7 separate regions of the Homo sapiens genome follow, and regions 1, 3, 4, 5, 6 and 7 are each linked to region 2. The links are chromatin loops, found by intact Hi-C in ENCODE. Cell type or tissue: sigmoid colon. All regions are shown on one strand. Links, peaks and the distances in the headings refer to the core of each region. The heading gives the core; the rest is flanking DNA.

Region 1 (4,000 bases), core at 1-4,000, 260 kb before region 2:
TAGCTGTGTGACCTTCAGGGAAGCAGTTTGTCTCTCTGGGCTTTAGTTTCCTTGTCTGTAAAATGAGGAGAGACTGGAATGGGTTAGGAGTTTTTAGCTCATCTCATCCTGGGACCTTATTTTCTAAGGAAACCTTCCCAAGATGTGTCCTTTGTAAAATAGAAAACAGTTGAGATCTTCTGCTTGAAGCAGACGGCTGGTACCTCAGTCCCAACTGCTAAGTGCTCCTGGCTTCTTTTCCAGGAAGATTCTGGGGGTCAGACCACCAAATGCTCTCTGAGGGGAATTTCAAGCTTGTGCTTCTGTGTTCTACGATTTGCCAAAACCAGCTTCATTCAATCAGTCAATCTGTATCTATTGATCCACCTATATCAAGCTTGTCCAACCCAAGGCTCTAGGGCCACATGTGGCCAAGGAGAGCTTTGAATGTGGCCCAACAGAAATTCCTAAACTTTCTTAAAACATTATGAAATTTTTTGTCATTTTCTTTTTTTAGCTCATCAGCTATGGTGAGTGTTAGTGTATTTTAGGTATGGCCCAAGACAATTCTTCTCCTTTCCATGTGGCCCAGCCAGAGAAGCCAAAAGAGGACACCCCTGATGTATATCTCCTACCTAGATATCAACTAGGCTTGCCCTTATTTATCGCCAAACTTCAACATGTCTGAGAGTCCCCCAGAGACTTGTTCAAACATGGACTTCCGGGCCCCACCTCTGCAGTTTCTGATTGATTGGGGTCTGGGCTGTGGATTTCTAGCAAACTCCCAGATGAGACCGATGCTGTGGTTCCAGCTCACCCCCTGGGGATCCCCAAATCCTCTTCCATATTTGCTCACAGAGAGGGTTTCTTCACCTTGATTTTAGATATTTGAGCAGAAACTAAAGTGTGAAGGACAAGAACGGTGCTCTCTATTTCCGACATGCACAGAGAGGAATAGTCAGAAGGGATTGTGTCCAGTTTTGAAGGCTCTGTGCTGCCCTTTGGGGCCCAAAAGCATTTGCGTCATGGGATACTTGCATTTACTAAACTAATCTTTTCTCTTACAATTAGGGCATAAAAGTCTGACTAGTTGTAGTTAATCTGATTAACACACCCTACAGCCCAGTTCCATCCCATCCTGGGTGAGCAGCTAGTGGAATTCTCACACATCCATAAGGGACATGTGCCTCCATGTCCCTCATGGTGTCGTTTATGATGGTGAGAGCTGAGGAGCTTACCACTGGGACAGTGGACAGTACAGCGTGGGGCGCCCCCCATGGAGTGAGGGGTGCCAGCTAGGGACAGTGCATATGGACCCAATACAGTGGGTGTGTCTTAATACCTTGCTGAGGGTTGGGGTGGGGTGGGGAGGGGAGAAAAATAGAACGAAATATCTAACACAAGACCATTTATGCAAATTGTTTCCACACTAAGAGCACCCTTTAGACCCGTTGGAACCGTTGCCCACAGGCAGAGAAGGAATGGGAGTAGGAAACCCTCAGGAGGGGGCTGGAGAAATAAAACGAGAGAGGGGTTCCGTCGGGCCAGGGACGAAAATGGTGCACCAGCAGCCGAGGGCTGCCGTTTGTTGGCCGTCTGCACCTGAGGTAAGAAACCAGCACAGAAAAAGTGGAAAAATTAAAATGTGCGTCTTGGGCATCCACAGACAGCACTAACGACTTCTTTCCCTCCAGCCTCTTTACCTTTGTTAACCTCACATTGCCTGTTCTCATCACAGCAGGACAACTAAGCCCTGGCTCCGTCCTGGCGCCCGCGCTCCCTGTGTGTCCACAGTGGCCGGGGAACTTGGGGGCATGGCCAGTGGAAAATTAGAGAAAAGAATGACTCATCTAGGTTCCTTTTTCCTTTGTTCTCATTCCCCTCATGATCAGGGATGACTGTGGCTAATTTCCTTTGTGCGGTTTTAGGGCAAAGTCGGTTTGTAGTGAACTCACGCACGGTTCACGGACCTGGCTACATCAGTTGCAATCAAGGCACTTGTTTAAAAAACCAACACAACCACTAAATTCCCAGGGTCCACTCCATACCAGATTCTCTGGGACGGGGGTTAAAGAATCTGCAGGTGTGTGTGTGTGTGTGTGTGTGTGTGTGTGTGTGTGTGTGTGTGTGAAGTTTCCTTAAGTTTTCCAGGTGTTGGGGATGAAACCCAAGTGGGAGCTGGGCTTGTGCCCCCAACCTGTGCACTCTGCAGGTGCTGAGATGGGGCTCCCCTGCGCCCCCTGGTGGTGAGGACGAGGGGCGCGCCGCTCTCCCGGATGGGAGAGCCCAGCCTGGGGGCAGGTAGGAGCCCCACAGAAACCAGGTCTGCCATGACACCAGCTGGATGGGGCGAAACCACCACTCCACTGCAAGAACATTCGAGACCTTGTTTTTTTTTTATGCCGCCGTGTATTTCACTGCCACAGGCATTATCTCCTTCAATCTCATTTGTCTTCCACTGGTGCCTTTCCAGAGTCCCGAGGAGTGATTTTTATGGTGGAATTTAAGCCCCGTGTCAGGATATTAGGGAGATGCTTTGCGGGAGACACTGTTTCTCCCTTTCCCTCACATCTGTTCAAGCCTATGCTCAGGCCAAGTTCCCTGATCCCACATCACTGCGCAGAGGCCTCCCTGGTGAGGCCTAAGAAACAGGACAGTGATTGTGCCGACATCTTGGCTAATGGGAAGGCACCAGTGCTCCATGGGAGAGAGGCTTCTAAACGTCTTGTCGCAGGGGCTAGATCACTACTACGTTGTTTGTTATGTCCAAAAATATGCAGAGACTCCACATGAGCCAGGGCAGTGCTGGGGGCAGGTATTCACCCATGGGTGAGCAGACATGGCCCTGCCCTCCGGAAGCTTAGAGTCTACTGGGGAAATGGTCAAATAACCACACAAACAGATCATTAGAATTGGAAGGTCTGATGAAGTTTAATCTGAGACCTGAAGGTGAGGAGCTGGCTACAGTGATAGCTGGGAAAAGAGCACCTGGGAGGGAATAGCATATTTGAAGGCCCTGTGGCAGGCCTTCAAGTGGAGTGTGGCTGCAGCAGAGGCTGGAGAGGGAGGTGGGGCCAGGCCAGCATGGCTCAGAGTCCACAAGGAGGACCGGAGATCTGCTCTGTGAGCCCCAGGGTCATTGGAGGGGACTCAGTGGGGAGTGGCGTAATCCCATTTGTACTATTCTTTTTCCTGATCTAATAAATGCACGTGGTTAAGAAAGATCAAATAATCCTCAACAGCCTTTCATGGAAAACACACTGTCGATGGGAATGTAAATTAGTGCAGCCGCTGTGGAAAGCAGTTTGGAGATTTCTCAGAGAACTCAGAACTTCCATGTGAACCAGCAATTCCATCACTGGGTATAGACAGGAATAGACACACATGCATGTGTGTGTTCATCGTGGCACTATTGACAATAACAAAGACGTGGAATCAACCTAAACGCCTATTGACAGTAGACTACAGAAAATGTGGTATACACGCACTGTGGAATACTATGCCACCATAACAAGAATGAGATCATGTCCTTTGCTGCAACACGGGTGCAGGTGGAGGCCATTAGCCTCAGCAAAGTAACACAGGAACGGAAAATTAAATACAGCATGTTCTCACGTATAAGCGGGAGTTAATGATGAGAACATATGGACCCACAGAGGGGAACAACAGACACTGGGCCTCCTCAAGGGTGGCGGGTAGGAGGAGGGTGAGGATGGACACACTGCCTAGCAGGTACTATGCTGATTACCTGGGTGAAGAAATAATCGCACACCAGCCCCCTGCGACATGCACTTCACCCACATAACAAACCTGCACATGCACCCTCTGAACCTAAAATAAAAGTTGGGAAGAAAATGAAAACACCGGCTTCCTGCTTTACTCCTCCCCATGCCCAGTGCCACTCTCCAGAGCAACTATTTTGGGTTTTTTTGTTTTTGTCTGTTGGTCCTCAACTGTGTATTTTCACTCTCCTCATTAAAGTAGAGAATATTTGTCATCATTAAATGAATGAATGAATGGA
Region 2 (4,536 bases), core at 537-4,536:
GCTGTTACAGGTTACCACAAACTTTGTGACTTAAAGCCACATAAACTTACTATCCAACAATTCTGAAAGTCAGAAGTCCTAAATTCAAGCTGTGGGCAGAGCTGGTTCCTCTTGGGGGGCTCTGGGGAACCCATTTCCTGGCCTTTTCCAGCTTCTAGATGCTGCCTGCACTCCTTGGCCCCGGCCCCTCCCTCCACCTGCAAAGTCAGCAGTGCAGCCTCTTCCCAGGTTTCTCCCTCTTCCGCCTTCTAAGGGCCCCGTATCTGCAGGCTCTGAACTCACAGATTCAACCAACTACAGATCGAAAATATTTGGAAAAAAAAATGAATGATTCCATCTGTGCTGAACATGTGCAGACTCTTCTTCCTTGTCATTATTCCCTAAACAACACAGTAAAGCAGCGACTTACATAGCATGCACATTGTATTAGGAATTATAAGTAATCCAGAGATGATTTAAAGTATACAGGAGGCAGTGCGTATGTTGTATGCGAATGCTCTGCCGTTTTATATGAAGGACCTGAGCATCTGTAGATTTTGCTATCCACGGGAGTCCTGGAGCCAACGGCCCTTGGATACCAAGGGATGACTGTAACTACACTGGGCCCATTCGAATACTCCAGGATAATTTCCACCATGTTAAATCTGTAGCTAATCATATCCACGAGGTCCCTTTTCCCACATGAGGCCACTTATTCCTAGGTTCCAGGGATTAGGACCGTGAACATCATTGGGGACCATTACTTTGTAGACCACAGGCTTCCAGGAGGCACCCCTCACCCCGAACCAGTAAGCAACCTGCACCCAAGTCCTTGTCTCAGCTGTTTGTGGGGGACCCCAGCTCACCCCTGAGATCATGCAGTTCATCACTGTACACTCTTCCTACGCTCTCAGGGGCCCACGCGAGGCTTTTGTAATGAATTTGACGTCACTCTGGTGTGATTCTCGGTTAAATCCACCATCTGCCAGTGTGGTCCTTGGCTTTTGTGTTTCAGCTGGCTGCTGACATATCAAGTTTTGTCTCAAAGTTAACTCTGCCAGCCTGTTTCCTTAAAACAAAGACCCCAAATAAGACAGCGTTGGCCGCTTTTCCCCAGACTTCCCAGAGCGCCTCTGTATCCAGCAGCTGCAATCCCAAAACCACTGGCAATCGGCACATAGTTAGGAGAGAACGGACATCATGCCCGGCCAAGCCGCTGAGGCCACAAGAAATGGGGGTCACTGGCATGAGAGGGGAACATTGCTCCCTCAGTTCATGAACTTGAAGTGGAGTTTGGCTGCTCCGGGGGTCAAATACCAGCTCTTCTACTTTCTATTAGGTTGGTGCAAAAGTAATTGCGGTGTTTGCCCTTACTTTTTTTTTTTTTTTTTTTTTTTTTAGATGGAGTCTCACTCTGTCACCCAGGCTATAGTGCAGTGGTGCCATCTGGGCTCACTGCAACCTCCATCTCCTGGGTTCAAGCAATTCTCCTGTCTCAGCCTCCCGAGTAGCTGAGATTACAGGGGCACGCCTTGACGCCCGGCAAATTTTTGTATTTTAAGTAGAGACGGGGTTTCACCATATTGGTCACGCTGGTCTCGAACTCTTGACCTCAGATGATCCACCCGCCTTGGCCTCCCAAAGTGCTGGGATTACAGGCGTAAGCCACCGTGCCCGGCCTGCCCTTACTGTTAATGGCAAACACCGCAATTACTTTTGCGGCAACCTAATAGCTAAGTGAGACTGGGAAGCTTGTTTAGTTGCTGTAAGCCTCTATTTTCCACTTCTGTGAAATGGGATGATGACATTTACCTACCTACAGGGGTGATGTTCAAAATATCTAACAACCCATGTCGAGCAGACATCAGCCGATCCAAACACCCCAGACATAAACAACCAATATGGCAGGCCCAGCCCTGAGAGCTGGAAACCAGCCTCACCCACTCCAGAGAAGAACTCTCGTAAAACTCATAAAACACAGCACGCCTTCAAGCAGTGGTGGCTGTGATGAACGGTCATTATTCCACCGAACGTCATCAGGTTATATCATGGGGCTAAGGCACAAGTCCGTTGGCTGGATTCAAACTGGGTCTTTTGAAAAGCAAGTTCAAATAATTGCACGGAAAGCAAGCATCGTTGATTAGACGCCGGGGTGACGCAGCAGAAGCCAAGGCTTGGCTGGAGGAAAAGGCAGGACTGGGCTTGGCCACAGCTCGGCCAAGTCTGGACTTTATCTTGGAAATCAGAACACGCCTCACTTTGGGCTCACTCTCATTGCTCAGTTTGAGCATGGGATCTTGGCATCTGCTCGTTCAGACAGTGGACCACGTCAAGATGAGTCTCCAATGCCAAAGTCCTCGGGAGGTCAGGAGGCCGCCAGCACCCAGGCAACTGCCGCTGTGCTCTGGGAAGGGAAGGCAGAGGGCAGTCAAGTCTGCTGGCCGGTTTGGAAGCTCAGGAAGAGGTAGGGACAGGATGACCTGGAGCCCAGAGAGGCCAGCTGCAGCATCTGTCCCAAATGAAGCCAAAGTCCAGCTGTCCCGCTACCTATTAGGGGACACAAATTCTGGAAAGGCCCAGCCTGGCTTTGGAAACCAAATGTGGATGATTTCTATGCTCTGAGTCACTTTTGGTAAAGAGCGTTCATGGACCACGTGCCACACAACGAATTCTCATTTCCCATTTTATTCCCTCCAGGTTCTCATCTGGTCTCGGGCCTGCAAGAAAGTGGGATGGGACGTGGAAAAGGACACGTCCTCAGCCTCGGGGTCCTGACAGAGAAACGGAACAGAGGAAAATAATGGGTGGGACAGAGACCCGGTGCTGCCCCGGACTGGCGTCCCAGAGCCCATCTACCAGAGAGGACCTTCCTCCAGGCAGCCCCAGAAGACGGGTAGAAATTCAAAGCTAATCCTATAGCTTCTGTCCACAGAGAACTCAACCACACATCCACACACAGTCACAAAACAAGAACAACGGAGCACTTAGGGCCAAGCCCTTTACATATATTATCTCATCCAATCCTCACAGTAATCCCGCAGTGTCAGTGCTATGTGTCATTCCCATTTTACAGATGAGGAAGCTAAGCCCAGAGAGGTTAAGTAACTTGCCTAAGGGCACACAGCCAATGAGTGGTGGAGCCTGGATTCGCCCTATGGTCTGCAAGATGCTGACAGCATGGATAAACTTCAATGCGCACAGTGGACAGACTTGCCGTGTGTCTTCTTGACACACACCCAATGGAGCCACCAGTGGCATTGACCCAAGGAAACAAAGAATGCAGCCACCATAGGTGAAGTCATCTGCTGAAAGGCAGAAAGAGATCATTTTTCTGAAAGGAGAACCTGAAACCAGGGCCAAGCCCTCTGATCACGGGTGGCTGCTACTTTGGGGCAGGATGGATTTAAGCTGGAACGAAATAGCCCCCCTCAGACCCAGCCCAGCCTCATGTTGGAGCTAAGCAGAGCCCAAAAACAAAATCTTGTGTTGTGCCTGTGGCTCATGCCTGTAATCCCAGCACTTTGAGAGGCCCAGGCAGGCTGAAAGCTTGAGGTCAGGAGTTCAAGAGCAGCTTGGCCAACATGGTGAAACCCCGTCTCTACCAAAAAATACAAAAATTAAGCCGGGTGTGGTGGCCTGAGCCTGTAGTCCCAGCTATACTTGGGAGGCTGAGGTGGGAGAATCGCTTGAACCCAGGAGTGGAGGTTACAGTGAGCCGACATCGTGCCACTGCACTCCACCCTAGGCAACAGAGTGAGACCCTGGCTCAAAAACAACAAACAAAAACCTTGTACTTTCACTCCCAGCCCAAGTGGATGCTGGCAGGGATCTGCCTACAAAGACCATTCCAGGATCTGGACATATTAGCACCCAGGTAACTTCCAACTGCTGGGGTTGGCATCTCTATGCCTGAGAGCTTTACAATATACTGAGTTGAATGGTGTCCCCTCAAAATCTATGCCAACTCAGGACCTCAGAATGTAACCTTATTTAGAAATAGAGTCTTTGTAGATGTAATTTGCTAAGATCATACTGATTCATGGATGGACCAACTCAATGTATGTAGACATAGTAACTCAACTCACAAGAGACTGATGTATATACTGGGACACATATGTAGTAGGGGCTCTGCCTTTCCAGGAACTGGAGTTGTCCCAGCTCCCGGGCACCTTTCTGGTGGGCTGACAGATATAAGGCAGCTGGGTGAACATGGACCTACCCCACCAATCAAAATCTTGATGATCCTACAGCCTAAATACTGAATGTGTCCCCCTTCTCCCATCCCCACCAAGGGCAGGGACTGGCTCTGTGTCATCTGCAGCTGCATTTCCAGGGCTGGCACCACGTAGCTGTATACATTCAGGTAATGCCAACTGCTACACCAAGACGACACACGGCAAGTGTACCCACTGTGCACGCTGAGGTTTATCCATGTTCTCAGCATCTCACAGACCATGGGGCGACTCCAGGCTCCACCACTCGCTGGCTGTGTGCCCTTGGGCAAGTTACTTAACCTCTCTGGGCTTCAGCTTCCTCATCCGTAACATGGGAATGCTG
Region 3 (4,544 bases), core at 261-4,260, 73 kb before region 2:
TACACGTACACACATATGCATGTCATATCTATATAGACAAATATATACATACATATATGGGTATGCAATTGAGGTTATAAAGAAGAAAGGCCCTTTCTAATGGAAGAGTCCCAGGTTGCCAGGCAGGGGACCTGATGAGTGGGCAGGGCCCTCTTCCCTCTCTGGACCACGTCTGTGAAGCTCTCCCTTTCTCTCTAGAATCATTTCTCAGCGCGGCAGCCAGGGTAACCTTTTGAAAACATCAGCCCTCTGGTCCAAAACCCTACAATGGCTTCCCTCTGTCTGCGTAGAAGCCGAAGCGCTTACGATGATCTTTACCAATCCTTACAAGGCTCTGGACTACAGCTTTCTGTGATGATGAAGTGTTCTAGACCTGGGCTAGCAGCCACCAGCCACTGGTGACTCTCGAGCACCTGCAATCCAGCTGGTTGATGGAGGAGCCGATTTTTAGCTTGACTTTCTTTTGATTAAACTGAAACGTAAGGAGCCGCAGGAGGCTCCTGGCTACCGAATCGCCCAGCGCAGCCCCAGACCACCTGCCCCTTCCCACCGCACTCCACCACTACTTCAACCTCCTCTCCCACTATCTACCCCTACTGCTGCTTTTTTCGGCCCCAGGCACAGTCCTGCCCCAGGGCCTTGGCATCAGCTGTCCCCTTGGCCTGAAGCACCCTTTCCTAGGCACACACCTGGCTTGCTCACTCCCATCCTTCAGGTCTTTGCCCAGCGTCACCTTCTCCCTGAGGCCTACTTTGGCCCCTGTCTGAAGCCACTCCCTTCCCCGTTCTGTGTCCTGTGTCCCAGCACAGCTCACCGGGTTCACTGGCCAGCTGTCCGGGAACCACTCTCTGTCTCCTGCCTCCAGAACCCAAGCTCCGTGAAGAAAATGGGCTGCTGCCTGCTTCGTGCAGTGGTGCTTCCTGAGCTCCTAGAACAGTGCTTGGACATGGCAGGGGCTCCACAAACATTTGTTGAATAAAAAATTTGAACAGACTTCTCGTATGGTTTTGCTGGTGGAGAAGGACTGTCTGATCATTGAACTTGCCACATCAAACATTCTTTTGCTCTTTCTGCCTCCCAGGATCCCAGATCCCCTAATTCTGTCAGGTCCAAGGACATGGGAATCTTGGGACTGAAATGGCAAGTGGCCCACCCCCAGGTGTCCCGGCTCCACTCACACTGTTGACCTGGCTCTAACAGGCTGTCGGGAGAAGGGGCTCTGTCTGGACAGGCAAGGTCCCCCTTGGGTGGCTGAGCCCTGCAGACCTCTTCCCCTTCCCCAGCCCCCCAGCATCTATGTTTCCTGAACACTGCTGCCCTTCTGCCTTGAGTGGAGAGGCTGGGATGGCGCATGTGCTGTGCGGGACCTTCCGACCCACTTCAGTCCTCACGGCTCCAGGTCTGCGAGAGAAGGCTGGCTCTTTAGTGGGGCCATAAGTTTGAATTCCCAGAAACACCCGCACACACCAGGGAAATGAGAACTCATTTCCCTCCTGGACCACCCCCAGTCGTGTGTTTCCTGGGCAGGGGATTGGTCTATTTTTCTCCTGGAAAATTCACCCTTAGAAACTCTCCGTGGACCTGAATGCCCCCGAACTGTAGCTGCACCCCTAGACTGTGTCCCCTCTAGAAATTCTGTTTTGCTTTTCTTCTGCTCCAGAGCACTTTGTTTCTGTGACAATACTCAGATTCCCTGAGATGTTGGGGAGGCTGTTTGTTTCCTGGTTGATAGATTCCCTTATCCCGAGCTCACTGTGGCTCGGACACCAATTTATAAATACAAGGCCGCTTTCCTCGCTCAAGAAGTGCGTTAGTCCTGCGGCCAAACGACATCTTTAAATGGTAGCGAGGCATTTAGATTTCTCTTCTGCCCAGCTGACAGTAGGTTTACAGTTTATAATCTGGCCTTTGTAAAAGCATTTGTCAGCCTGGATATTTCATTTTTAAGCCCGACCACCCATGCAGAGGGCCAGGCAGGAAGCGGCCCTTCGTCTGCACCCAGTCAGCTTAGAGGTTGGCCGCAGAATCCCAGGATCCAGTCACAAAGGGGGACTTTTTTGGCATTATCTACTTCGCATCTCTGCAGCGAAAGCAGCCCTTGTTTATACGAAGCTATTCCTGAATGCTAAATTTGGAAATTCCACGTATTCCTCTAATCCGCCAGGCCCGGAGCCGGACGGGGCCGCCTCTGAGAAGCCTCACCACTTTCCTGGCGTTCCTCAGGTCTCCAGTTGAACCTCCCAGCGTGACAGGGGAGGCTTTCAGGGCTGGGGACCCAGTAGTGAGGCCCCAGCCAGCACCCAACCCAGCCGCTTCTCCCGTCAGCCAAAGAGGCGCTCTGTAGCCAGGCCGGCGGTTTTATTTAAGTGTCTGTGTACAAATGTGTACAATATGGCTCCCTCTGGGCCAGCCCGGCCTGATCTCTGGCAGAATCTCAGGGCTCTGGTCCATAGGAGGGGGCCCAGCAGGAGGAGGTGGAGGCTGGGCAAGAAAGCATTAATTGATAAGGAATCTCCGGAGCCCAAGCTGGCACGATGGCAGGAATGCAGAATCATAAGTCACACTCAGGTTTTATCTACGCTGCTTGAAGATGTTTTCAAGGGAGGAAATCACACCGTTTCAGGCCACAGATAAAGGGGATAGTCAGAGATGGTTCATTTACAGAGCATCCCCCAGCCTCCTCCACCTGGGCAAAAACGCTGGAATTTGGCCCCCAGCCTTCCCGCTGCCGTTGCAACCTCTTATCACATACCGGCGGCCTCCCCGAGGCCCAGCCTCTCTCTTCCACACCTTCTGATGCTCTGCTCCCACCCTGCTCCCGCCTCCTCTCCACCGCCTTCCCGTCACGGCTCACGCCGAGGGTGGTCTGAACTCTCCCTGACATGGTCACCTTCAGGGAGGCAAGGACCAGCTGGCTGATGGAGACAGACACGAATGAGACCGAGGCACAGCTTCCCAAGGCACTTCCTGACTTTTTATCTTCACACTTTTTCTTGCCCTGGAGCTGGGGTTACCTTTCTGTCCCCTAAAACTGGGCACTTCCCAGGCTCCAGGACTACCCAAGACAGAAGGAGAAAACTGATTGTCAGTTAGGATCATGTGCCACATGCCAGAGGTACATGCTCGTTCACTTCTTCCTGTCCCAGGTGGGGTTTTTCCCAGGCAGAGCCTGAGACAAGGATTCTAGCACAAATAGATTATCTGGAAGGCAGTCCTGGAAAACGCAAGTCAGGAAGCTCGTGCAAGTGACACAGGGAAGGAAGAAGGCAATACAGGGGGTCGCAGTGAGCAAGTTACCCCTGGGGGGTCCCTAGAGCACTGTCTTGGGACGCCCCATGGAACAGCGTAGGGCATCCTCCTGGGATCGTTCACCTAAGGGGACAGGAGCTGGGGATGTGACCCACTCATTCCATTACCACTGGCTGAGGGACCCTCCCTGCAGCATTATTTCGCCGACACTGCCATCCTGCCATGGGCAGGGCTAGAGCTAGTTCCTGTAGCCAGATGGAGCTCAGGCAAAGGAACACAGGTGCAGGCAGTTGGAAGCCAGTTTGGCATTTGCTAAAAGTTAAAGATGAGGGATACGGGTCAGGCGCACACAGCCTGAGATCACTCAACTAGAAAGGAATGGAGACAGAACCCAAGCCTAGGTGGTCTTACATCCTTACCCATCACACCGCTGCCTTATCCATCAAGCGTGAAACCTGGCTTGTTTGGCAGAGTGCCCTCTCCCCAAACCAGGCTTTGGTTTCTGTTCATGCCTTATTAATTCAAATAAATGCCCCAGTTTCTTATAAGAGAAGCATATTTTATTTGGATAGATTTCTCATGCACCATGTTGCAAATACTCCAGCTTCAAAGGCTAATGCTACTCTTAAAGTCTTCCTAACCAAATTCTGTTAGGAACATCCATGCTATAACCAGATCCAACAGAAGTTTATGCCAAAACTTATCCTCTAATAAATTAAGACTAATTTATAGCAGAGCTGTGGAGATTGATTTTTACTCAATGACTACATGGACATTGGGTTGGGCTGAGCCTTTTGTCATGGAGATGTGTGTGGAGTAACTCCTGGTCTCCTAGAATACAGATGGCCGAATGCAGTTTTTTTCTCCAAGGAAAGACAACCTAACCTAGAATAGGGATAAAATCTAGTAATGCCACCAATAATGATATTAAAAATCTGGGGGTGAGGGTACTTCTATAGGGACGGATATGAAAATTGTTCAAACTCATTTATCCAAATGAATAGGATGGTGTTACTCTACTATTTGTTTTGTTTTATTTTCTTTTGTTTTGTTTGTTTGTTTGTTTGAGACAGAGTCTCGCCCTGTCACCGAGGCTGGAGTGTAGTGACGTGATCTCGGCTCACTGCAGGCTCCGCCTCCCGGGTTCACACCATTCTCCTGCCTCAGCCTCCCGAGTAGCTGGGACTAAAGGCACCCTCCACCACGCCCAGCTAATTTTTTTGTATTTTTAGTAGAGATGGGGTTTCACTGTGTTAGCCAGGATGGTCTCAATCTCTTGACCTCACGATCCGCCT
Region 4 (4,456 bases), core at 1-4,000, 380 kb before region 2:
CATCATCACCATCACCACCGCCAGCACCATCACCACCATCACTATCACCATTTTCACCACCACCACCATCATCACCATCACCACCACCACCATCATCACCATCACCACCACCACCACCATCATCACCATCACCAACATTATCACCACCACCATTACTGTCATCTTTGTGGGGCAAGCTGCCCAGCAGTGGGTAAAGAGTCTGTATCCCTTTAAGAATCTGCCTCTGCCCTCTCTGGGGCTGCCCCTCTAAGCCATCCTTGGCGGTCCAGTCTGGCCCTCCCACTGTAGCCATGCAGGCCACCAGAACGACGGTCCCAGTATTAACCCTGGGCCAGCCCTGTACCTTCAGGGTGCACACATGGGGGCCCTGAGCCCCATCCACATTGCCCTCTTGGTTTAACCAAAGCCCAAGAGAAGTCTTAAAACATGTCTTGACCATTTTCTGGGTCTGGGCAGGGTCCAAACTAAATCCCAAAGACCCACAGGGCGAAGGAGGAGAGGAGGTGGGGAGCTCACCCTTCCAGCCCTCCCAGCTGCTGCCTGGAGCCACTCTGTGGGAAAGGCAGCCCAATCCTCCATGGACTGATGCTGCTGGCCCCTGCGTCTGTGGGTTGAGGGTGACCGATCTCAGCCTAAGGCAGCAAATGACAAACGTGACTGCGTCAGCAGCACCAGAGGATGCTGGCAAACACAGATGCTGGGCCTTCCTCCACTTCACCCCCCACATCCCTCACCCCTGGGGTTTCATGATGTCTGGGGTGACAACTGAGGGTCTGAGTTCCCAGCAAGTTCCCAAGTGACGCCATTGCTGCAGGTCTGGACCCTGAGAGCCACCCTGCTAGTGACTTACCCAGCAGTCTTTCTTAATGGCATCTTGGCCCAGGGAGTCCTGCATATAGGTGTGTAGGTAACTCACTGGGGCCCCCAGTCACTGTAACAAACAAAGCCCTCCCTTATACATTTCTAAATGGGGAGCCACAGAAAGCTCTTTTGAGAATATAACCCAGGCTTCCAGCTTCCACCTGGGCTCAGCTCCTGGCTGACAGCCGGCCCTAACCCACCAGCATGTACTGAGCCATCTTGGAGGTGGGTCCTCCAGCCTCCATTAAAGCCGCCTCAGCTGACACCCAGTGGAGTAAAGACTAGTCTTCCTCGCTGAGCCCCAGCCTCAGCTTCTCATCTGTAAAATGGGCCCGCGAACACGATATCAAATGTGGGTAAAATGCCCTGCATGCACCACATTCTGGAGGTAAGCATGGACAGTGTTATGCGGACGGCAGCTGCCTGTTGGGCAGGCAGGCCCTCCCTCCCTCCTTTCCTTGAAACTTGCTGGCCCCTCACCGTGAGTTCTCAGCCCTGTTTCTGGCATCATAAAAGACAGTCTTTCCGTGAGCAAGCTTCTATCCATGGCAGCTGGTCAAGAAACTTCCTCTGCTCCCCACCCCCAGCCCTTCCTCACGGAGATCCAGCCAAAATGGCTGCTGAGCAGGGCATGGAACAGCATCATGGCTGCCAAGTTGGCCCTGAACCCCCATCACCAGGCCCTGCACACTGATGGCCTGGTGGAGAGGTTGGGCATGGGACCTCGTGGGGGACGTGGCAGCAGCCGGTGGGGGTGGGGAGGGCTAAGTGGGGAGGAGAGACGTGCATGAATAATCTGGTGACCTTTCGTCTTCTGTGTTTGGGCGAACCTAAGACTGTTTACAATAAACCTCAGGGAGATTTTTCATCCATCCAAATGGAACAAAGGTTATGTAAGCAGAAAGACCTCAGGCTCAGCAAACACCTGCTCCAAGGGGCCAAACGGAGGGAGTGCAGGAGAGATGGAGGCCCTTGGTTGACTCATGATCAAGTTCATCATAACAGCGGTTTTATGGAGCTGGAAGGCTGCTGGGAAAGACCGTGAGCACTTCCTGGGGCTTAATCGACCAGGCCACACGCAAGGGAGGGGCCCCAGGGCCCCTGCATCCGCACACATTAAAAGGAGCACACAGCCTGGGACCCCCAAGGGGCTGCCCAACCCTAGCTTTTATTTCAAAGTTACTCTGGGTGTCTTCTCTTTAAAAGCCTGCCTTTGCCGTGGCTGTGAAACTCATGAGCACCCAACGCTTCAAGCCAGGGGCCTGCATATATTTTGGATGATAGCAAGCAGGAAAGCAGGTCTAATCAGGAATAAAAATCTGAGAGCAATTCATCCCCTTGTTATTGTCTTTCTGCTTTATGCCATCCTTGATGACTTCTAGGGAGCAATTCTGCACCCAGCAATGTTTACTTAAAGAGGTTGATCTTCCATCTTTGGGTTTTGGTGTATTTGGCTTATAAGATAGACCATTTCTGAAAATGTGAGATAAACAGTCCATGTGTTCATACAGTCTGTGGAATTATTTATTGAAGACCTTGGCTGGTTAGCAACTGTACCCACTAATGATTTGGTAAGTGTGGCTTAAGCCTACTTGCCAGGGGTTGGGGGGGATTGATTCTTCTTCACCATTTCCCAAATAGGGACACAGGCTTGGTTGTTTGGGAATTATCTTGACATCTAGCTTACACAGTATGAGGCCAGAAAGAAGAGAGGTTATGGTTTGTCCAAATGTCTGCCTCTCATTTTCAGATTCTCTGTTAGTATTTGACAGATTATATTTTCCAAAATAGCTGCAACAAGATCTTCCATCCCAAGGTCTTCTTAAAATGCCTCATCTGGAGGAGGAGCTGTATGTTTCCTTCTGCTTGAATCTCAGCGGGCCTATGACTACAGGCAAAAGTGCAGCTATGTGACTTCCCAGAGCAGGTACCAAAAGGACACACAACTTCTGCCTGGTCCTGTTGGAAACACTCATTCTGAAAACCTATCCTTCTTGTGGTGAGGAAGCCCTAGAGGAGCCAAGGCTCCCAGCTGACATTCAGCACCAACTGGCCAGCCATGTGCTGTGCCATTTTGGAAGTGGACCCTCCAGCCCCAGGCATTCTACCTCTGCTCATGCCCATTTGAGTAGAGATGAACCTTCTTGCTGAGCCCTGCCCACAGTACAGATTTGTGAGCTAAATAAGCAATGGCTGTTTTACATCACTAAGTTTGGGGCTCACTAAGGTCACTAAGATTTGTTACATGATACAGGTATTTCAAATGAAAGCATAAAAATAACAGCCCTAACTATCATTCAGAGAGCACTCCCTACCTACCAGTCACAAAGACACAAGCTTTGCATGCATGACCTCATTCATGCTCACTGACACCCAAAGGGGCAGATGCTGCTCTTTTCTCCACTTTTATAGAAGGAGGAAGCTGAGATTCAGAGACATTAATCCACTTGCCCAAGAGCACATGGCTAGGAAGTGGAAGAGCTAGGTCTGTAGCACAGGCAGTCCAAGTCAGAAACCAGTGGGCTTCCTCTCTCTACTCAGCCATCAGTTGGTGACCTGAGGGCTAAAATCTCCCTTAGTCTTCAGTTCTGCTCTCTCCCTGCAATATGGCTTCCACGGACCTTTCAGAAGGTCCCCTAAGTTGTTCACCATTACTCACAATCCAGTCACAGGCCAGGAGACTGCCCCCGCCAGATCCCACTCAGGCCCCCCGCCAAACCCTTGCTTCTGGTGTGTTCCCAGCCCAGAATAGCCTCCCTTTGTAGGAAAACTGCCCGTCCAAAGAGGCCCACTTCACAGGCCAACTGGTCTTCGAAGCCTCTCCTGGTGTTGGAAATGGTTACATCCCACAGAGCTCCGAAACTGGGGAAGACCTGAGATAGCTACCTTTGGGGGAACACCCTGGACTATAACCTGCCCGAAGGTCCCCTTACTTTGCTTCATCTGACTTCCCATCCTCCTGACTTACGCCTCTAGCAGGAGCCCTGTGGTTGGAAAGCTCTTTGATGGTCCTTCTACTAGTCCCAAAGCCCGTGTACTGCTTGCCGGTGTTGGCCTGCATGTCTCAGCATTGGCAAAGCCACACCCATGTAATGTCACCTGCAACCTGCTGGCCATTCCCACATCCATTTTCCCTGTCTTTCATTGCAATAGGACCCCCTGCCCCCAACGCCGTAGATTTAGCTGGCACATGACCTCTGAGAATAAACACGACATTTTTTTTTGAGATGGAATCTCACTCTGTCACCCAGGCTGGAGTGCAGTGGCGCGATCTTAGCTCACTGCAAGCTCTGCCTCCCAGGTTCATGCCATTCTCCTGCCTCAGCTGCCCGAGTAGCTGGGACTACAGGTGCTCACCACACCCGGCTAATTTTTTTTTTTTTTTTTTTTTTTGGATTTTTAGTAGAGACAGTGTTTCACTGTGTTAGCCAGGATGGTCTCGATCTCCTGACCTTGTGATCCTCCTGCCTCGGCCTCCCAAAGTGCTGGGCTATTGATATTATTGATTTAATTCTCACATCGACTCTATGAGGATACTGTCGCTATTTTTCCTATTTTTCAGATGATGAAACTGAGGCTCAGAGAGGTTAGGACA
Region 5 (4,000 bases), core at 1-4,000, 320 kb before region 2:
AATCTTTCTTTATCAGGAAAGTATTTACTAGACATCTTCCTGTTCCATTAGAATTCTCATTATTTCTCATTGGCCAGAAGTCTCAATGACCACATCAGAAAAGAACAGGACGGCCATGAATGGCTTAGACCAACGAGGATTCATGCACCCATTCATTCATTCTTCCGTCCACATTGCCTCCCCATAATACTTGCAAAAAACTGGGGTTCTGTCAGCAAGTAAGAAGGGGGATTGGATGGTGGGCTGACAACCAGCAACGTCTGCCAGAGTCTACCAGACTCATCTCTGATGCTGTCATTTCTGCTATCAGATTTTGGTGTGAGGCAGCACAAAGGCAATGCCATCATCACATCTGGGGTCCATGTTTCCTGTCTGTACGATTAAACCTGACACCAGAATAGCAACTGTCCAGCTCTATCACGAGGTATAATTGAAACAGGACACTTGCTGACCCCGGTTCTTCTCTACCAGATTTTCAACTTGGGGCAAATTACTTAGTCTCTCTGTAGCTCAGTGTTCTCTTCTGTGAAATGTGAATACGTGTAGATCCAAGCATTGACCCAACTCTCATCTCCCTCTCCTTCCTGTATCCACTCCTTTTGCCTTGCACCTTCTCAGTTCCTCCATTGTAGGTTGCATAGACTCCCCTATCCCTTGACTTGGAGAATATGGCTTGGTACTTAACTTGGCCAATGGCATGCTAGCAGGGATGATATAAGCAGGGGTTTGAAATGAGTTTGCAGTGGAGCTTACCTTCTTGCTGCTTGGCCATTGCCACAGAGGATCATTCCCCAGGTGGTTGATGTGCCTTCAGCCTTGGCCCCAGAATGGAAACACATGGAGCACATCTGAGCTCAACCACCAGTGAGAAGTCACGCCCAACTGGGCTTGCACCTTGGGCAGAGCCACCTTGCCCAGTCCACCCTGACTTGACTGAGCTCCCCACCCAATCTGTAGACACATGAGTGGAAATAAATAGTTGCTTTTTTTTTTTTGAGACGGAGTTTTGCTCTTGTTGCCAAGGCTGGAGTGCAATGGCGTGATCTCGGCTCACCACAACCTCCGCCTCCTGGGTTCAAGCAGTTCTCCTGCCTCAGCCTCCAGAGTAGCTGGGATTACAGGCATGCACTACCATGCCCGGCTAATTTTGTATTTTAGTAGAGATGGGGTTTTTCCATGTTGGCCAGGCTGGTCTTGAACTCCTGACCTCAGGTGATCTGCCCACCTTGGCCTCCCAAAGTGCTGGGATTACCGGTGCGAGCCACTGCACCCGACCCATGTGAAGCATTTGTAACACAGCTAGAGGATTTTCCTCCCCAAAGCCTATTGGAATCTCACAGGGGCCATTTTGTTTTCTAAGTTAGCAATTTCCTTTCCTCTCTGCTATTCATGATCTCATTCAATCCCTGTGTCTTCCTTATCCAATCAATATTTGTGTGATTGTCACTCTGCAGAGGAGAAAACGGGCTCAAGGATGGAACTCTTCCCAGGCCGTGCCCACCGGCCACATGGCACAAGCAAGATAGGAATCTAGGTATGCCTGACTCCCGCACCGCCCTCTCCTCCTGCACCTCCTGACCCGCCTCCTGTTAAAGTGAGTCACAGGAAGACAGCAGCCAGAGAGCTGGGAGGGCGAGGAGAGCCTCTACCCCAGCTGTGGAGTCATTAAATGCAGCATTGTAAAAAGATCACTTGGCAAAAGATGAGCGATAAATTAAATTACTCAGATCACACACTCTGCAATCAAAGGCACTGTCTCGGAGAAGCAGAGCACTGGCCTTTCTAAGCTGGGCTCAATTACATGCCACAAGGAGACTCCATTTCACATGGACTAGGATCAAGGACCCCCAGAACAATCCTCAGGGGGCTTTCTGGGCCGTGCCTTTTCCGCAGCACCCCTTCGATGATGGTGGACCCCAACCTTGGTTCCGAGGATTCGCTGGGGAGAAGAGCTGGCCATGTTGCCCTTTCCCCACTGAGTCCTGGTTTAAACGCCACTCTACCCAGAAACCACAAGTTTATGAATCCCAGAAGTTTCGCTTGCTCAGGTCTGGCGGAGAGCTTGGCTGACGTTACAGGAGACATTTTTCTCTGTCAGGCAACAGAATACAGCACAAAGAAGCCAGCTGCGAGGCCTCAGAGCCCAAGTCTCTAATTAAAACAGTGGAAAATTAGATAACTTCACAAATTCATCACTGCCGCCACTGGCTGTCAGAGAAGAGGCTCGGGGCTACCCCCCACCTTTTGTTTATATGCTAACGGGGTCCCTTCAGTTGGCCTTTGCCTGTGTGTGTGTATGTGTGTCTTTGTGTGTGTGCATGTGAGCGTGTGTCTACATTTTATCTTCCTCCTGTTCTCCTCTCTCTGACTTTTCTTTTCTTAGTCCTCCTTCTTCATCCCAGCCAATAAAATCTTCATAGCCAAGTGGTTAACCAAGGAAGGAGAATTTAGGAAAACATTAATTTTTATCACCTTTCCAAGCTTGAAGAGACACTGTTCAAGATGATTTTATGCAACATCTCTTTTAGCTCTTCCAATAACCCTGTAAAGTGGTTCTATCTACTTTATTTTACAAAAGAGGAAACTGAGGTTAGGAGAGCTTGACTCACTGCTCCAGGTTCCCCAGTCAGAGGTAGAGCTGAGACTTGAACCCAGCCCTGCTTGATTGAGAAGACGTTGCTCTTCACTGTGCCATATCTGACCTCAACATAGACTCTGACCTTTAGGATGTCCAGTCCCACGGCAGAGGTTACAAGAAGTCCGAGGGATAAACACAGTGGTAGCTATGACAGCTAGCATTTATTGTGCTTTATAATCATAATCTGTTTTTTATCACCCAAAATATCATGAGTTAGGTGCTCTAAATATTCCCATTTTACAGAGAGTGAAATTGAGGCTTACAGATGGGAACAGACTCTGTGGGGCAGCTCTTGTTCCTCAGCCCTCACCATTCCCAGCACCAAGATCTCCCAGCTGGAAGTTTTCTCTGGTGGCTGGAGCCTGCTCTGCCCCACATGCTTGGCAGACCATCATGCCAGGGATTTAACGTCCCTGGGAGCATAAATATCTCAGCTCCCTTGCTTCAGATAAAACAACGCTGAGGCATCCTTTCCATGGTTTCACAGAAGTCCCCAGGAGGGCTGAGCTCTAGTTGCCCAAAATGGTAAATGCCTGGGTAAGGATCTCTTTGTTGGCCGTCTTCCCTGTCTCATCTCCCTGCTCCTTTACAGATGTTTCCTGGCATCTCCTCCCAAATAAACTACTTCTGTTAGAATTCCTTGTCTCAGGAAGGACAATGGCTAAAAGAAGACACAAAGCCAAGTCTGCCCCATTGCTGAGAAGGGGTTTTTATTCTTGCATGTCAGAATTCCCTGGAAACTGTCAATTGACTTTCATGAAAATAATTCAATGCATCATTTTTAAAAGAAAACAAATGCTGATATATATATATATATATATATAATATGAGATATATATATATATATAATATGAGATATATATATATATAATATGAGATATATATATATATATATATATATATATATATATATTACACTAGTAAAGCCCACATAAATAAAAAAGAAAACATTGATACTAGTCACAAGAGTTAATGTTTTCTGAGCATATCTTGAGTACTGGATACTATTTTTATTTTTATTTTTTATTTATTTTATTTTATTTTTTGAGACAGAGTCCCACTCTGTCAGCCAGGCTGGAGTGCAGTGGCATGATCCTGCCTCACTGCAAGCTTCGCCTCCCGGGTTCACGCCATTCTCCTGCCTCAGCCTCCGGAGTAGCTGGGACTACAGGTGCCCGCCACCACGCCCAGCTAATTTTTTGTAGTTTTAGTAGAGACGGGGTTTCACCATGTTAGCCATGGTGAGCCACCACGCCTGGCCGAGTACTGGACACTATTTTTAGTGTTTTAAATGCATTATCTCATTTAATCCCCACAGATATTCTCTAACATGGCTATAATAATCACCCACTTTTAGTGGTG
Region 6 (4,544 bases), core at 280-4,279, 230 kb before region 2:
GGACATGCTGCACTAATGTTTTTATGGAGAGTAAAAGGAACCATGTCATTCCTAATTCCATCAAATAGCTTATAATACATCAAACCACATGGAATAAACATGTGTAACTATTTTAGTTCTTGACAGGCTGAAGCAATACTCCTTTTGGAATTCTTCTGAGGGTGCTAAACATATGCTTGTGGCAGATTTGCAAAACTCATAAAATTACCTAAAAGTTTCACTTTTTTGTAACTCTTGCCTTGGTGATATGCTCGAAGTCTCAGGTTTCAGGAAGAATTTTATAGTTTCTCAACTTCTGCAAAAACAAAAGTTTTCTCTGTTAAATGTTAACATTCAGTGCTCAAAAAAAAAAGTGTTTTATGATCTTCCCAGAGTTATGGACTAAAGGAATCCAGGGATGCTTTTGGAGCTGGTCACAGAGGGTCCCCAGTAATTAAACCCTGGGTCCTGGAGATCTCAAAAGGCCTCCATAAGGGGTCAAGGGTTGAGAACCCCTGAAATTTTGTGTGGACTCTGGGAACAGACTCTTCTAGACAGGCTCCATGGCTTCCTGTCATCTTGTTCTCAGTGGAGCTCATGATTCATAAACACCTAAGAACAGGGGCCCCAATTCCTTCCTCCCTTGAGGGGTGACTTGGCTTGCCACCTTCACACAAGGACATCGTCCTAGAGTCAGCTCCGGGCCCACCTCGCTTCTCCCAAGGCAAAGGTCTAGGTGCTCCCCTCCCCTGGTCTTCATCAGGTCAATGTTTGGAATCCGCCAGGAAGTAGGTACTTGGGTTAACAAAAAATGTCTAATGGTTTTTGACCTAACTTCAGGAAATCACAAATAACCATTCCAGATCAGACCAGCGATTCCATTTTCCCCCACTGGGAAAGGAAGTTCGTACACTTTAAAACATTTTTTATAATGGGAGAATAGTGGAGGAAACTATGGCACATCCACAGGTCGGTGTATTAGGCAATCATCAAAATGATGTTTATAAGGAAACTTTAATGACTTGGCAAAGTATTTATGACATATTGACAGGTGAGAACAGCACAATATAAATTCCTGATACTGGTTTTATAAAGGATGCATTGTAGAAAACACACAGACACACACACACATATCTACATACACACACAAATTTACACATATACATACAAACATACACACATACACTCCCCACATATACACATACATATACACACACCCACATATGCACATGCATACACACGTACATACATACACACACATAAACACATATCTGCACACACATACACGTGTACACACCCACATATACACACATATACACATGTACACACCTATATACACTTATTTACACACAAATACACACACATATATATGCATATATACACATATATATACATACACACACACACACATATATATATTTTAAAACAGGTTGAAATCTACTGCAATGTTAACCAAGGTTAATTCTGAGTGGTGAAATTTCATGTCACTGTTATTTTTCTTTTCATTGTCTCCTACATTTTCCCCAAAGAAAGTGTATTATGTTCCTAACAGAAACCAAAGCATTCTAAAAAAACACTGTCTCTCTAAAAGAAAAGAGTGTTGAATGAGGGTAGAAAGAGAAAATGAGTAGTGATCCTGTTTTCAGTTAGAAAGGTTTCAAAACCATCTTTAAAAAGTTAAATCCAAGTCTTCAAGTTTTATTCATGCTCTTGAAAAATAGCAGATACCATTACATGTGCTTATTTATTTCACATTTAAGATCCAAGTGGAGAAATCGGATTATAGTTTCCTTGTCTGCCGTAAACTATGTGGATGGTTTCGTTTCAGACGGTTATAGGGTGAGTTCTGAATGCTTCTCAGTTTAACTTTTATCCCCATTTTCTCCTCTGTGTAACTCGGTGTGAAAGTCCGGGGGATGGAGATCCGTATCCGATTTGTGGCAGGGCCCACAAGGAGAGAGGAGTACCCCATGCAGGCGAATCGCCTCGTTTTGTCTGCAGAGCCAAGAGAGGCTGAAGTTGGCTGCAGGACAGTTTTCAGCGTCCGAGGATGGGGTGGCCGGTCAGGCAGACCTGCCCCGCAGGATGTTCCCGGGAGCAAGCAGTGAGCCCGCCCGCCCCCACGCTCCCTGCCCGGGCGCCCAGCGTGGAGGCTCCCCTGGTCTCCCCACACGGCCGGGGCCTCGCCCCAGCCCCAGCGCAGCCCCTCACCAGCTCCCAGAAACCGGTGAGTTTGGGTTGCAGGCCCCGCAGGGTCAGTGCCAAGGCCCGGCGCAGACTTCGTGGAGCTCACGCAAGGGCCCTGGGCCTGCGGCTGCAGTAAACAGACTCCCCTTAAAGGTCACCTCTTCAGGCTCCAGCTCTGCGGCCAGAGGAAGCTGCAATCATTTTTCAGGGCTGTAAATGCCAAAAGAAAACGCAGCGAGTCCCAGCTTTCCTCCATGCCCCTGGTCAGCCAAGCGCCTCGTCACAAGGCATTTCCTTGCCAAGTCAAGCTTCTTTTTTCCGCCTGAACCCGGAATAGACCTCGAGTAACCTTTGCTCAAGGGTCTTGGGGTGCAAGCTTTTAAATTTAGTTTGCAAGCTGCGGTGGCTCCCAGCCAGCAGTCCCCAGCCCCAGAGGAAGCCCATGCAGCACCTTCATCCTCCCTTGCACGCTGGACTCATGATGAGAAAGATTCGGACCACAGGGCAGGTTCTTTACATTAAAAGGCATCGTTGTGTCCCCCCCGCCCCGCCCCCCTTTTTTTCTTTTGGTTGAGTTTTGTGTGTTTTGCTTTGAAACCTAACGAAAGATTTCATTTCTGTGGCCTAACCTTCCACAGGTGAGAAGCAGCCCATAGCTTGTTACCTGTTTATCCGAAGGACAGATCGGTGCTCAAGAAAGGTAAGTTGTACAGAAAGGGAGGGTGAGATGAAATTTAAGGATTAATTTGAGGGAAGCTGAGAAGCCTCCTGTCCAAATCACAGACATCCATCTCATGAATAAATGAACCCACTTAAAAAAATTCATGTGTTCATCATAGAGTCCAGCTATTTAAATTATTGGGCTGATTCATACTAAAGTGTGAATGACTGATGCCAGAGCCTTTCTTCCAGAGCCCTGAGGATGGGACACTCCGAAAATGATGTTTTCAAGTGGCAGGACATTAGGATAGGAGGGCCGAGTGGGGTCATTGCAAATTGGGCCTCTGACTTGCCTAAGGGCATTTCTGCACCTAGAAAATCTAATCTCTGAAACCAGACCCAGTTGGAAAAAATAGAGGTGAATGCTTTGAACTAATCTGAGACCTCTATCAATTAAGGTAGGCTTTTTTTTTTTTTTTTTGGCCTGGTAATCTGTGAGCCATAAGCACATGGGCCGGTGACACCCGAGTCTACTGGAACATCTTCGAGGCCAGGCCTTCTTGCCTTCTGGTAGCTGCAGAGACTAGCACAGATCTCACACAAAGCCCAGACCCCATGGGTGTCTGATAGTTGCTCTGTATCCTTGGGCAGCTGAAGATAAAGTGCCTGAAGGATAGGAAGTCTTTAAAGAAATCTGTACTTTGAGAAATTATTTTATTTTTGTTAGATCTCTCACCAGCTTAAAGTTTCCTCTGTGAGCCTTTCAAGTGGTGCACGGTTTCCTCACATTCAATTATTTGTTCTGCTCCTTTAAAGCTGTGTGACCCTTGGCAAGTTACTTAACCTCTCTGCATCTCGCGACCCTGATGGAACAAAGAAGGAAATAGCGATACATGTTTTCAGCACTGTTTGAGGCTGGAGACACTGTTCAGCAAAGGGCTTCCCGTCGTTCCTGGCCCAGCATGGTTATTCCATATGTACTGGCTTTTATAGGTTAATAAATTAGAGCTGGGAACACAGTGGACCATCTCAGGCAGCGATGAGCTCCCGTGGATGGGAGTGTTCAAACAGACCAGAGGCAAGGCCAGGTCTTTGGAGAGAAACAGTTGAGATGATCCAAGTATGTGGATGGTGGGTGGATGGAGGTTTGGGAGTGGGGTTGGATCTGTTGACCATTAAAGCTCTTGCAGCATGAGGATCTAATTTTAAGTAGCTGGGCTAGTTCACAGGTGCATAAATGCCTGATAAATATGTGCAATGTAATTTTTTAAAGACCAAAGAGCAACAATGAGATGCTACTTTCTACTGCTGGAAGTAGCTAAGTGAAAGAATTGGGCACTTGGTATGATGCAGGGCTGAGAACTGGGACCCAGTGTAGATTGTTTGTGTGAGGAAAATTGGCACTTCCTTGCTTGTAGTTTGCTCAGATGGTCACTGTACGTGTGAATGCCCCATGCTCCAGTTACCCCAACTCTAGGCGTCGATCCCAAGGAAATATTTACACAAATGTGCAAAACATGTTCATTGTGGTGGTGTTTATAACATATCATAGCAAAAAAAAAGAAAAAAAAAAGAAAAAGTCTAAATGCCACACCTGGAGAATGCTATACAACTATTTATAGATGATGTAAATCTGTATTTATTGACATGGAGACACATCCGTGCCATATTGTGGCATCAAAAAGAAAAGCAGGTCAACAGCAGCATGGGAAATCTGA
Region 7 (4,513 bases), core at 514-4,513, 120 kb before region 2:
CTCCAGGCCCTGGGAGGGGCATTAAACACACGGCCCACCCACCCTGGCTTCAGACTCTCACAGCTTCTGTCGTCACACACTTGCCACTACACCTTCCCCTCTGGCCTCATAAGGACCTTCAAAGTAAATCACGGAAGGAATCCTTAGCCTGTTTTCTTTGGATGTGGATATGGAAATTCAGCTAGAAGTTGGGGGACCCAGAACTTAGCCTGGGGACTGGTGATTCTCTCCAGAGCCCTCGGAGCCAGAGCGGCCAGGTGCCAGGTGTGGCTGCTCAACCCCTAGGTTTTCAGTGTCCTTCTTCGGGGCCACTGTCCCTCCAGGCAGTATGCACAGTGGTTAGGAGCCTCACTAAGAAGAGGGGCTGTGACACCTCTGGAGGTTAATGGACGTGACATGCAGAATGCACCTGGAACACACCTGGCCCTAGAGAGTGCTCCACAGTGGCCTCTGCTCCCTAGCCACCATTCTCTGTGGCGCTTTAAAATCCGCCTGCAGGGTGATCTCATGTGCTGCCCTCACCGCTGGCCGGTAGGACTTACAGGAAGGAATCAGGCCGAACCTCTGGAGTGGGTATGCACTGAAAAATAAGCTGCTCATCTATCTGTGTTGTGGGGAGGGGAGGCAATTTCCTGGGCGGGCGGGCCCTGGGAGAGGTTCAGTGTTAGGAGTGAATCTGGGCTAGAGACCTGGGGAGAGGGGAGAAGCCCTGGTGCTGTGTGAATCTTCTGTGTGATTTGGAGACGAGACATGACTGGCAGTTTCAGGCAGATCAGTCAGAGGAGGGCTGCTGGGCTGTGTGCCTTGTTGGGTTTGCATGTTCTGAAGTTATTTGACAATGAAAACAATAAAGAAGTGAATAAAAATATCCACTTATGTTTTTGAAGCACTTTTATTCTAAGACCACTTCCAGGGATGAAGGAGGAAAGACGTAGTCATCTGCTTGCCCCAGCTCACAGCCGGACGCTGCGGCTTTTGGGTAAGATCTTAAGCAGTTTTCTTAAGGTCTGGCTTTGAGCTTCTGCCCAGCTCCATTCCTCTGTGTCAGAAGAGTTTAATGAGTAAGAGGGTGGTCGCTGAGAGACGCAAAGAGTCTCAGGAGAAAACGTGGCCCAGAAATAAAGGCACGCCCGTGGTCACACAGAAAATGGGAACAAATGCGCAGTCTCCCACCTCCCGAACCTCCAAAGAGACCATAAACCCCAGCTCAGAACTGGCTTGCGAGCCACTGCCGCATTGCAGGGGGGAAGGCAAATATCTCCTCAGCTAACGAATGCGGGGAAGGGGAGGGATTTTATATTCCAAATGATTTTTTTTTTTCTTGTGAACACAGACATCTGGTGTCCTATAAATAAAATTCAAAATGTAAATACCGTAAAGCCCATTAGAGAGTGGTTTTAGGTTTGGTGGGAGCGCGGGTCAGCTGCTAACCCGCTGCACCGTGGTGGGAAAACATCACCCCACACGTGGGTGTTCTCGGCTCCAGCAAGCCGCCTGCGTCACTGCACCAGCCGGGCTGCACTTCGTCTTACGGATAAACATTAAAACACGGGTCAATTGTCTTATATTTATTATGTTGCATGAACAGTTTTAAATAGCTACCTAAAAACCTTTCTGCTTTCATTTTATACATTGGGGAAGAAATACCTTGTGAAGGGAGAATACCACACTTCTTGCAAAGGACCCAAATTCCTGTGCCCACCAATTACGCCCCGGGACATGCGCTCGGCCAGATTTTAATATCAGGTTTAAAATGCTCTTCAAAAGACATTTTCTGTTTGAGACATATTAAACAAGCTTTATTTAATAATGCTCAATTTGACTTTTCCAATTTAAATATGGGCTCTGATCAGCAACCATTTGATCCCGGCTTCATTTCAGGCTGAAGAATAATTTCTTCTGGTTGTTTTTCTTCGGTGCTGGGTTGATCCTGGGGCCGAGTGGCTGCTCTCGAGTTCCCTACATTTCTCGAGTCTGTGCTGTGAGTGGAAAGAAACAGAGCCATAAAAAGCCTCTCCCAAAGCTGCTGCATAACGTTTACATTGTGCGTCCTCACATCTGTCTGGCTGAAGACAAAAGATATCATTTAAAAGACTCCTCCTAACTGGATAATTATACGGAGACATTTTATTTTTTAAAGTAGAGCATCTGAATGCAAAGAAATTCCCAAGGAGGTGTTCTTTTTCTAGATCTATTCTGCTATCTACCCTCTGCTTTTCCCCTATTTGGGGATTTTTATAAGAATTGTATACACCAAATGGGTGGTCATCCATTAGCAGTCAAGGATTTTGAGACAGCAGCAAGAAGAGGGAGAGTTATTTTAACATTTGAGTTCAATGTGTTTTACAAGAGGGAATGCCACTGTAGATTCCACTAACCTTAGGAACATTTCAGATAGATCTTTTGGTTCCCGTCATTACTGTTCTGATTTTACTAGCATGGTATTTAAAAAGCAAACCCTGAATTTTGGTTTTATCTTCTCCTGCCACCTTCAGAAAATAGCCACCATGAAGCCGGTGGCCCTGGTCCCCCTCTCGAGGTATCATAAAGCCATTCATAACGGCATAAACGCCTGACAACACTCCCTGATGCCAGCCCGGGGTAAGTCGGACAGTGATGAGGGTGGGAGAAACGCTGTCGGTTATCTGAGCACCCTCTCTACCGGGACCGTGATCCCAGCCCGGGAGGAGGGGTCTTTTGCTGTGAAAGGAGCATTTATTAGCGCAGGGCCAGTGCCTGGTTTATGGACCCCAGCTGGGTGGGAGGATGCCACCCCACCCCGCCTGCAGCCTGCGTCCTGGCCTGAAGTGTTTACTGTCAGGGTGATTTACACCATCCAGGTGTTCATTTGGGAAGCATCTCGGCTCTGAGCTGACGCGGCGATTGCAGTGGGTTTGCAGACTGCAGCGTTTTTCTATTCATCAGGGTCCAGGGGCCAAAAAAGACAGTTTTTGTAAATGCTGGCCCAAAGCAGGCTCCTGTCCTGTGATTCCACAAAGGAAGGCTGAGTGACCATGTTAGCCAAGCTCCCCGGTGCCCTGTCCGTGTTGGAGAAATGGGCACTTAGTGCAGTTGCCCTGCTCTCTCATGGATCCTCTCATCAGATCAGTTCCTCCCGGCAGTCTCTGCCCTCCGAGCTTTGGTGGCCGTGTGGATGCTAAGCCGGGCTTTCCTTCTGCTCCTTTAGCACCCCGGGGCTTTCAAAAGGGTCTTGCTAAGCAGTTTCTTTTCTTAATGGAATTTGGGGTTCACAGACGAGCCTGGAGTGTTGGCGATTGCTCCATTTCTCCCCAGCCCCACAGATCAGCCTCTGCCGGGTGCTTCCATGTTAAGGGAGACATTTTTCAGGAGCCGCTTTCTCGAGATAACCACTCTATTATTTTTGCTCACATTTCAACGCAGGTGATGGTGTTATTGTTTTGTCACTGGGTTTCCACGGGGAGTCCCTGACACCTATGCCTGGCATAATTTGAATGCCGAATTAAAACATGCCCCTATACACTAAAAATGGCCTTTTTGTTTGATTAAAAAAACAAAACAAAAACATATATTTTAAAATTTGTTTTATCATATCCATCTCACCTCCATTTAAAGGAGTTTGGACATTTATTAACATATCCATTTTTACACTTGTACTAATCTTTTCTCCAGCCGCTTCTGGTACTCTGATGAAAAAGCAAGAAAATGTATCTTGTGCCTCATAGAACTCTCTCTCTACACACACACACACACACACACACACACACGAGGGTGAGGGGAGGATTCTTATAGTGAAGTAAAAGATGATTCTTTGTCTATGTTTAATTTTCGCAAATAACTTTTTAATGATCCTGAAAGTAACTTTTTTACTGATCCTGAAAATACTGATGCTGAAATTTTAAGAGCTCCTTTCAACTTAGCTGGTTTTCTCTCCCTGACGAAATTCTTCAAGAATAGTTCTTTTGCACCCTTGCAAGATCGGTAAACATAAAGCGTTTGGTCAAGCAGAGGTGGGTTAAAAAGGGGGAACCATTTGATCCAGTTTTAGGAAATAATATTATTCCTTCTGCTTTGAACTCTATGTTTAAAATAGTCTTTTACGCCAATGATTTGAATACTAACAAATTCACTTAAAAAGCATCCACAATTCCCGTTTGTTGTGCTCTTTTCTCCCTGGACTATGAATATGTAAACCTCCCCAACAGGGTAAAAATGCATTGATTTGCCACACTAAACAGGGAAACGTTTGCACCAGTGACAACTGTTTAAAATTACTGGTCCTGGGATGAGGAAAAAAATGGCAGAAATAAAACAAAATTTTTTATTTCCAAGCATCAAGTTGAAGCCCTTTCAAGCGATCATCGGCTCCCTGGGAAATGCCTTTTCTCTGTTACCTGGCACAGCCGAACATCAAGAAGAAACGTGGAAAACATCACACTGACCCCCCAGAAAAATGAAAGAAAAGTACGGAAGAGACCAATTCCCACCCTTGCTATAGACGGAATAAGTATGTGCGTTTGTGAACCTTAAGTGT

The links. Peaks named below come from ENCODE experiments on the same cell type or tissue, not always from the same donor. Only the 100,000 strongest peaks of a DNase experiment are listed, where the experiment ranks them.
Region 1: it touches region 2 in a loop (7-fold over the local background); 20 of 110 quality-filtered maps call a loop at or near these places.
Region 3: it touches region 2 in a loop (5-fold over the local background); 2 of 110 quality-filtered maps call a loop at or near these places.
Region 4: it touches region 2 in a loop (7-fold over the local background); 2 of 110 quality-filtered maps call a loop at or near these places.
Region 5: a loop joins it to region 2, with 12 times the contacts of the local background. A loop is called at or near these places in 3 of 110 quality-filtered maps.
Region 6: a loop joins it to region 2, with 4 times the contacts of the local background. A loop is called at or near these places in 3 of 110 quality-filtered maps.
Region 7: a loop joins it to region 2, with 9 times the contacts of the local background. A loop is called at or near these places in 3 of 110 quality-filtered maps.

The regions. Positions count from the first base shown.
Region 1 is chr16:86,339,116-86,343,115 of GRCh38, reverse strand. The region is part of intron 1 of LINC00917 (long intergenic non-protein coding RNA 917); the gene reads left to right. Among named protein-coding and RNA genes, the nearest start is that of LINC00917, 4.6 kb to the left of the region's middle. In sigmoid colon, for the core only: CTCF peaks have their summits at 2,048 and 2,249 (motif pointing left); DNase peaks (open chromatin) are centred at 1,825 and 2,245; H3K4me3 peaks cover 11 bases; H3K27ac peaks cover 450 bases.
Region 2 is chr16:86,075,992-86,080,527 of GRCh38, reverse strand. No RefSeq gene overlaps it. Among named protein-coding and RNA genes, the nearest start is that of LINC01082, 120 kb to the left of the region's middle. In sigmoid colon, for the core only: no CTCF peak of the experiment used is centred there; DNase peaks (open chromatin) are centred at 1,137, 2,097 and 4,347.
Region 3 is chr16:86,149,140-86,153,683 of GRCh38, reverse strand. No RefSeq gene overlaps it. Among named protein-coding and RNA genes, the nearest start is that of LINC01082, 45 kb to the left of the region's middle. In sigmoid colon, for the core only: no CTCF peak of the experiment used is centred there; DNase peaks (open chromatin) are centred at 408, 1,943 and 2,323; H3K4me3 peaks cover 580 bases; H3K27ac peaks cover 2,705 bases.
Region 4 is chr16:86,459,770-86,464,225 of GRCh38, reverse strand. No RefSeq gene overlaps it. Among named protein-coding and RNA genes, the nearest start is that of FENDRR, 47 kb to the left of the region's middle. In sigmoid colon, for the core only: a CTCF peak has its summit at 1,789; DNase peaks (open chromatin) are centred at 1,495 and 1,785; H3K27ac peaks cover 2,524 bases.
Region 5 is chr16:86,394,756-86,398,755 of GRCh38, reverse strand. No RefSeq gene overlaps it. Among named protein-coding and RNA genes, the nearest start is that of LINC00917, 51 kb to the right of the region's middle. RefSeq lists enhancers at 1,232-1,831, 1,636-2,275. In sigmoid colon, for the core only: no CTCF peak of the experiment used is centred there; DNase peaks (open chromatin) are centred at 1,595, 2,095 and 3,055; H3K27ac peaks cover 1,719 bases.
Region 6 is chr16:86,301,765-86,306,308 of GRCh38, reverse strand. No RefSeq gene overlaps it. Among named protein-coding and RNA genes, the nearest start is that of LINC02135, 18 kb to the right of the region's middle. In sigmoid colon, for the core only: no CTCF peak of the experiment used is centred there; DNase peaks (open chromatin) are centred at 2,018, 2,398 and 3,868; H3K4me3 peaks cover 1,111 bases; H3K27ac peaks cover 2,776 bases.
Region 7 is chr16:86,196,978-86,201,490 of GRCh38, reverse strand. It overlaps LINC01082 (long intergenic non-protein coding RNA 1082), which reads right to left. Exons shown (of 2, transcript NR_103859.1): 2 at 1,771-1,979. LOC124903743 (a long non-coding RNA gene) reads left to right here and starts at 1,975. Exons shown (of 2, transcript XR_007065164.1): 1 at 1,975-2,601; 2 at 4,312-4,513. In sigmoid colon, for the core only: no CTCF peak of the experiment used is centred there; DNase peaks (open chromatin) are centred at 559, 1,470 and 2,800; H3K4me3 peaks cover 3,763 bases; H3K27ac peaks cover 2,949 bases.